Linked DNA regions of Homo sapiens: region 2 is linked to region 1. A link is an interaction called in ENCODE POLR2A ChIA-PET data of the cell type or tissue named here. Cell type or tissue: GM12878. All regions are shown on one strand. Each heading gives the region's core, and the rest is flanking DNA. Links, peaks and the distances in the headings are about the cores only.

Region 1 (2,915 bases), core at 256-2,755:
AGCCAGGCATCTGGCACATAGCAAGTGCCATCCAGATGTCAGTGTGTGTTGTGGAATGAGCTGGGGTAGAGAAACAAGCCGAGGGAGGCACTGGCCGTGATTCTAAATTCTGGGGGGAAGCAGCAGTTCTGGCTGCACTGGGGGAGGTGGGTGTGACTTTGGAACCCCTCTGGCCCGCTTTCCACATCTCACCCCTCCCAGAAGACCTTGTGAAAGGAAAATATCTTGGGCCCCGAAATCACTAAATTAAGGGAAATGTCAAGCTGAGAACTGCTTAGGGCAAACCTACCCCCTATTTTTTTTTTTTTTTTTTTTTGAGACGGAGTCTCACTCTGTCACCCAGGCTGGAGCGCACTGGCGCGATCTTGGCTCACTGCAAGCTCTGTCTCCTGGGTTCATGCCATTCTCCTGCCCCAGCCTCCCAAGTAGCTGGGAATACAGGCGCCCGCCACCACGCCCGACTAATTTTTTGTATTTTTAGTAGAAATGGGGTTTCACCATGTTAGCCAGGATGGTCTCTCTCGATCTCCTGACCTCGTGATCCACCCGCCTCGGCCTCCCGAAGTGCTGGGATTACAAGCGTGTGCCACTGCGCCCGGCTACCTGCCCCCCATTGTATTCAAAGTGCCCCTCTGCTCACTGAGATAAATGCATATCTGATTGCCTCCTCTGGAGAGACTAATCGGAAACTCAAAAGAATGCAACCATTTGTCTCTTTTCTACCTATGACCTAGAAGCCCCCTCCCTGCTTTGAGTCATCCTGCTTTTGCTTTGAGTTGTCCTGCCTTTCCAGACTGAACCAATGTTCATCTTACATATGTTAATTGATGTCTCTTGTCCCCCTAAAATGTATAAAACCAAGCTGTGCTCTGACTCTCTTGGGCACACGTCAACAGGACCTCCTGAGGCTGTGTCACGAGCGTGCATCCTCAACCTTGGCAAAATAAACTTGCTAAATTAACTGAGACCTGTCTCAAATTTTTGGAGTTGACATTTTGATAACCACAGAGGCATTCTGAGTGGAGGTGCCCCTGACCTTAGACAAATCTCCTAAGGGTGCTTGGTACCCGCGTGAGCTAACTTTATGGCTCAAACCAATAGGACAATTTGCTGAGGTGTGGGAGCACCCCCTCTAGAGAATCCCTGATCTCCCCAAATTTGGTTGAGATCTAAAGTTTATTTTGCTGTACAACTCCCTTTTTTTTGGAGTTTTACTTGTTTCCAACAAGGAAGGCAAGTTTTCCTGCTTCCATGACAATGGAAGGCAGGTAACTCCTTTATGGAATTTGAGCTTGCATCCAATAGGGAAAAGGAGGTTTTTTTCCTGCTTCTAGGATGGTAGAGAGTTGTCTTGAGCCTGAGACCCATCCCTAGGTAAGTAGCTGAACTGGGGGTTTGTTTTGGCTAAAGTTAACAATCAGGTGCTCTTAATTTCTCCTTCCCATTAGAGCGCTCAGTGATCATAGAAGCTGCGCGATTGTTTGTTTTGCTTCACTGTTTGTTGTTGTTGTTGCTGTTTGTTTCTGTTTTGTTGTTGTTTCATTCTTTTTCCCATTGGGTTTGATCAGCTCTACCTGACTTGATAAAATCCTAAAGAAGTTCCAAATTATGGGAAACAAGGCCTCTAGAGTGGCTAAATTTCCCGTCCCTCCCCACCAACACACACACACACGAAAAGGGCCGGGCACAGTGGCTCACACCTGTAATCCCAGCACTTTGGGAGGCCGAGGTGGGCAGATCATGAAGTCAGGAGTTCCAGACTAGCCTGACCAACGTGGTGAAACCCCGTCTCTACTAAAAATACAAAAATTAGCTGGGCGCAGTGGCGCGCACCTGTAATTCCAGCTATTCAGGAGGCTGAGGCAGGAGAATTGCTTGAACCCAGGAGGCAGAGGTTGCAGTGAGCCGAGATTGCACCACTACACTTCAGCCTGGGTGACAGAGTAAGACTGTCATGGAAAAAAAAAAAAAAAAAAAAAAAGGTTGTCTGGTGGGGGGAGAAAAAAGGCCAGTAAAAGGAGAAAAGAAAGATGAAAGATTTTGTATTTTGACTGCTAAGGGGCTTGATTTACATAAACAAGGCCACTTTTGCTAGCCAGGCAAAACTGAAAGAGCAATGGCTGTACTTCTGAAACAGCAGCATTTTTTTCCAGCTGAAATACGGTAATGAGATTTAAAAAGATTTTTTTAAAGGAGCTCAATGGTTAAAAGTCAGCTTAATTAAAAGCTAACATCCAAGGGGTGTGTGTGTGTGTGTGTATTTAACTTTCATGTTTTTGTTTTTGTTTTTCTCCTAGGACCTTGTCTTTTTTTTTTGAGCAAAAGTTTTTTTCTTCTCAGTTGACTGAATTCTGTTTTCTTCATTTACTTCTGCTGTCTCTCCTTTCTCCTGCACCCTCTGCTGCATGAGGGACCTAAAATAGTTTATAGTAGCCTGGGGTTTCTTAAAGAAAATGAAGAAGGCACTAGACTCCTTTTGGGGGAGAAATCTGTTTTTCCTTGTGGAACCCCAAGAATGTAAAAAGATAAATGGTCTCAGCTGTTAAACTGCTTACTTTTATATTGTGTTATCCTTTTTTTTTTTTTTTTTTTACTAAAATAGTTATTGTAACTGAGGTTACTCTTACTCTTGAGTTTTTAAGGAAGAGTGTGGTTTTATCGCTTCTGGGCCTTTGGCTAAGATCAAATGTGGAAGAGTGTGGTTTAGATACTTAGAAATGTCTTTGTTTAAAAAAAACTTTTTTTAAAGTGCACTGTAAAAGCATCACGTGGTCTAAGCTCATAATAATTCTCCCTTTTTGGAGACCCAGGATTCGGTGTGGACTTTGCCCAGAGCTCAGAGATCTAGTTAAAAGATAGGTGGTCCCTATCTAAATAAAATTGGTATCCTTATACAATCCTGTGATAGATTTCTG
Region 2 (2,915 bases), core at 96-2,595, 220 kb before region 1:
ATGAAATCTTGGGCCACCCAACTCCGTCCCACTGTAAGATGAAATCCTGTGCCACCCAACTCCGTCCCACCTGGCACATGCATCCTCCCTTCCTCCAGTGTATCCAGGCTGTACCTGCTCATTAGTCACTTAGTAGCCTTCTTGCTGATCAGATTGATTGTTGCTGTATCACAGCACTTGTGTTCAAGGAACACTTATTTTACCTAATATTGGCTCCAAAGCACAAGAATAATGGTGCTGGCAATTCAGATATGCCAAAGAGCAGCCATAAAGTATTTCCTTTAAGTGAAAAGGTGAAAGTTCTCAGCTTACTAAGGAAAGAAAAAAACTGCAAGCTGAGGTTGCTAAGATCTACCATAAGAACAAATCTTATAGCTATGAAATTGTTAAGAAGGAAAAATAAATTCATGCTGGTTTTGCTGTCACACCTCAACCTGCAAAAATTATGGCCACAGTGCATGATAATTGCTTAGTTAAGATGGAAAAAGCATTAAATTTGTGGGTGGAAGACATTAACAGAAATGTGTTCTGACTGCTAGCAATCAAGTTCAGTACTATCCTTGGTTTCAGCATCCACTGGGGGTCTTGGAAAGCATCTCCGAAGATAAGGTGGGATTACTGTACAATACAGTAGTGTAATGGAGGTGTTAGTGCTCTGGGGAGGAGGTTTTGTATATGCTGAGGGGTTCACCCAATGGAGCAGCAGAAGGAAGGAGGTCAGGTTGTGGAAATGTGGGTGCAAGGCTTAGGCCAAGGAAAGCTCACGTCCTGCTCAAGGAGCTAAGGGTGGCTCAGATTTGGCAGAGTACATGGGGAGAAAGGCGCTGGGACAAGAGACTGGGAAGGGGAACTGGGGGACAGATTGTAAAGGGCTATCCTTGAATATTGTGCTAAGGAATGTGGACTTGATGGTGGAAGTACTGGTGGAGCAATGAAGATATTAAAATTCATGATAGAGGGCCAGGCACAGTGGCTCATGCCTGTAATCCCAGCACTTTGGGAGGCCAAGGTGGGTGGATCAACTGAGGTCAGGAGTTCAAGACCAGCCTGGCCAACATGGCGAAACCCCATCTCTACTAAAAATACAAAAATTAGCCGGGCATGGTGGTGCACACCTGTAGTCCCAGCTACCCCAACTACTTGAGAGGCTGAGACAGGAGAATAGCTTGAATCCAGGAGGGGAGGTTGCAGTGAGCAGAGATCGCACCATTGCACGCCAGCCTGGGTGACAGAACCAGACTCTGACTAAATAAATAAATAAATAAATAAATAAATAAATAAATAAATTAAAATTTATGATAGAATAGTAGATGAAGAAGACTTTCTCTCCAAAACAGCTTTGAGCTCGGGTCATTCATTTGATCAGTGAATATTTCTTTTTTTTTTTTGTTTGTTTGTTTGTTTTTTGAGACGAAGTCTTGCTCTGTCGCCCAGGCTGTAGTGCACTGGTGCAATCTTGGCTCACTGCAACCTCTGTCTTCTAGGTTCAAACAATTCTCCTGTTTCAGCCTCCCGAATAGCTGGGATTACAGATGCACACCACCATGCCTGGCTAAGTTTTATATTTTTAGTAGAAATGGGGTTTCACCACGTTGGCCACCCTGTTCTCGAACTCCTGACCTGAGGTAAACCACCTGCCTCAGCCTCCCAAAGTGCTGGGATTACAGGCCTGAGTCACCACGCTGGCTTTATTTCTCAAGTATCTTCTATCTGCCAGGTGTGCCCTTGAGGAGACTGCAGTACATAAAACAGACAGACATGCCTCTTCTCAAAGAGCTTACATTTTAGTGGGAAAAACATATTGTAAGTACAATATATGGTATGTCAGGTGTGTTATGGAGAGGAATAAAGCGGGAGAGAGTGACACAGAGTGCTGGGGAGTTGAGCAGATATTACAATGTTAAATAGGATGGGAAGGGAAGACTGCACTGAGGAGGTAATTTTTTTTTTCTTTTTGAGATGGAGTTTCGCTCTGGAGTGCAGTGGTGCGATCTCGGCTCACTGCAACCTCCGCCTCCTGGGTTGAAGCAATTCTCTGCCTCAGTCTCCAGAGTAGCTGGGATTACAGGCACCCGCCACCACGCCTGGCTAATTTTTTGTATTTTTAGTAGAGACGGGGTTTCACCATGTTGGCCAAGATGGTCTCGATCTCTTGACCTCTTGATCCACCCACCTCGGCCTCCCAAAGTGCTGGGATTACAAGTGTGAGCCACCGTGCCTGGCCTGTTTGTTTTTTAATAGAGATGAGGTCTCCCTATATTGCCCAGGCTGGTATCAAATTCCTGGGCTCAAGCAGTCCTCCCACCTCTGCCTCCCAAAGTGGGAGATGTATTTGAGCTGTCAAGCCGGTGAGGGAAGTTTGGGGTGAAGCAGAATTGCAAAGGCCCTGAGACTGGTGTGTGCCTGGCATGTCTAGGGAATAATCAGACCAGTGTGGCTGAGCAGCAGTGAGCTGGTAAAGAGATAAAGGCCACAGCCGAGAAGTAAGGGGAGAGGTATGAATCAGATGGGATTTGGTTATTCCTTCCTGCCCTTTCTTAGATAAATTAATGAATAATACAAGTGAATCTGAGCTCATCAGCAAATTTAGAGCAGACTATGAAGATGCTTGTCTTAAAACTTTCTCTCACTTGGACTATTGAAAAGGCTTTTTAAAACTAGACTCCTAGCCCCAGGGGGTGGTGGCTAAAGCCTGTAAGTAATCCCAACACTTTGGGAAGTGAGGTGAGAGGATCCCTTGAGCCCAGGAGTTTGAGGCTGCAATAAACGCCCAGATGGCACCACTGCACTACCACCTGGGTGATGGAAGAGACTCCTTGTCCAAAAAAAAAAAAAAAAGAAGAAGAAGAAGAAAAAGAAAAAAGAAAGGGCCAGGCGTGGTGGCTCATGCCTGTAATTCCAGCATTTTGTGAGGC

Evidence for each region. ChIA-PET counts read pairs that join two places held together with the same protein. Peaks named below come from ENCODE experiments on the same cell type or tissue, not always from the same donor. Only the 100,000 strongest peaks of a DNase experiment are listed, where the experiment ranks them.
Region 2: POLR2A ChIA-PET joins it to region 1 with 6 read pairs; 3 of 35 experiments call an interaction of 5 or more read pairs at or near these places.

The regions. Positions count from the first base shown.
Region 1 is chr2:42,773,289-42,776,203 of GRCh38, forward strand. All of the region lies in intron 4 of HAAO (3-hydroxyanthranilate 3,4-dioxygenase), which reads right to left. Among named protein-coding and RNA genes, the nearest start is that of OXER1, 11 kb to the left of the region's middle. In GM12878, for the core only: no CTCF peak of the experiment used is centred there; no DNase peak of the experiment used is centred there; H3K4me3 peaks cover 480 bases; H3K27ac peaks cover 1,025 bases.
Region 2 is chr2:42,549,802-42,552,716 of GRCh38, forward strand. It overlaps a transcript of MTA3 not described here. Among named protein-coding and RNA genes, the nearest start is that of MTA3, 17 kb to the right of the region's middle. In GM12878, for the core only: no CTCF peak of the experiment used is centred there; no DNase peak of the experiment used is centred there.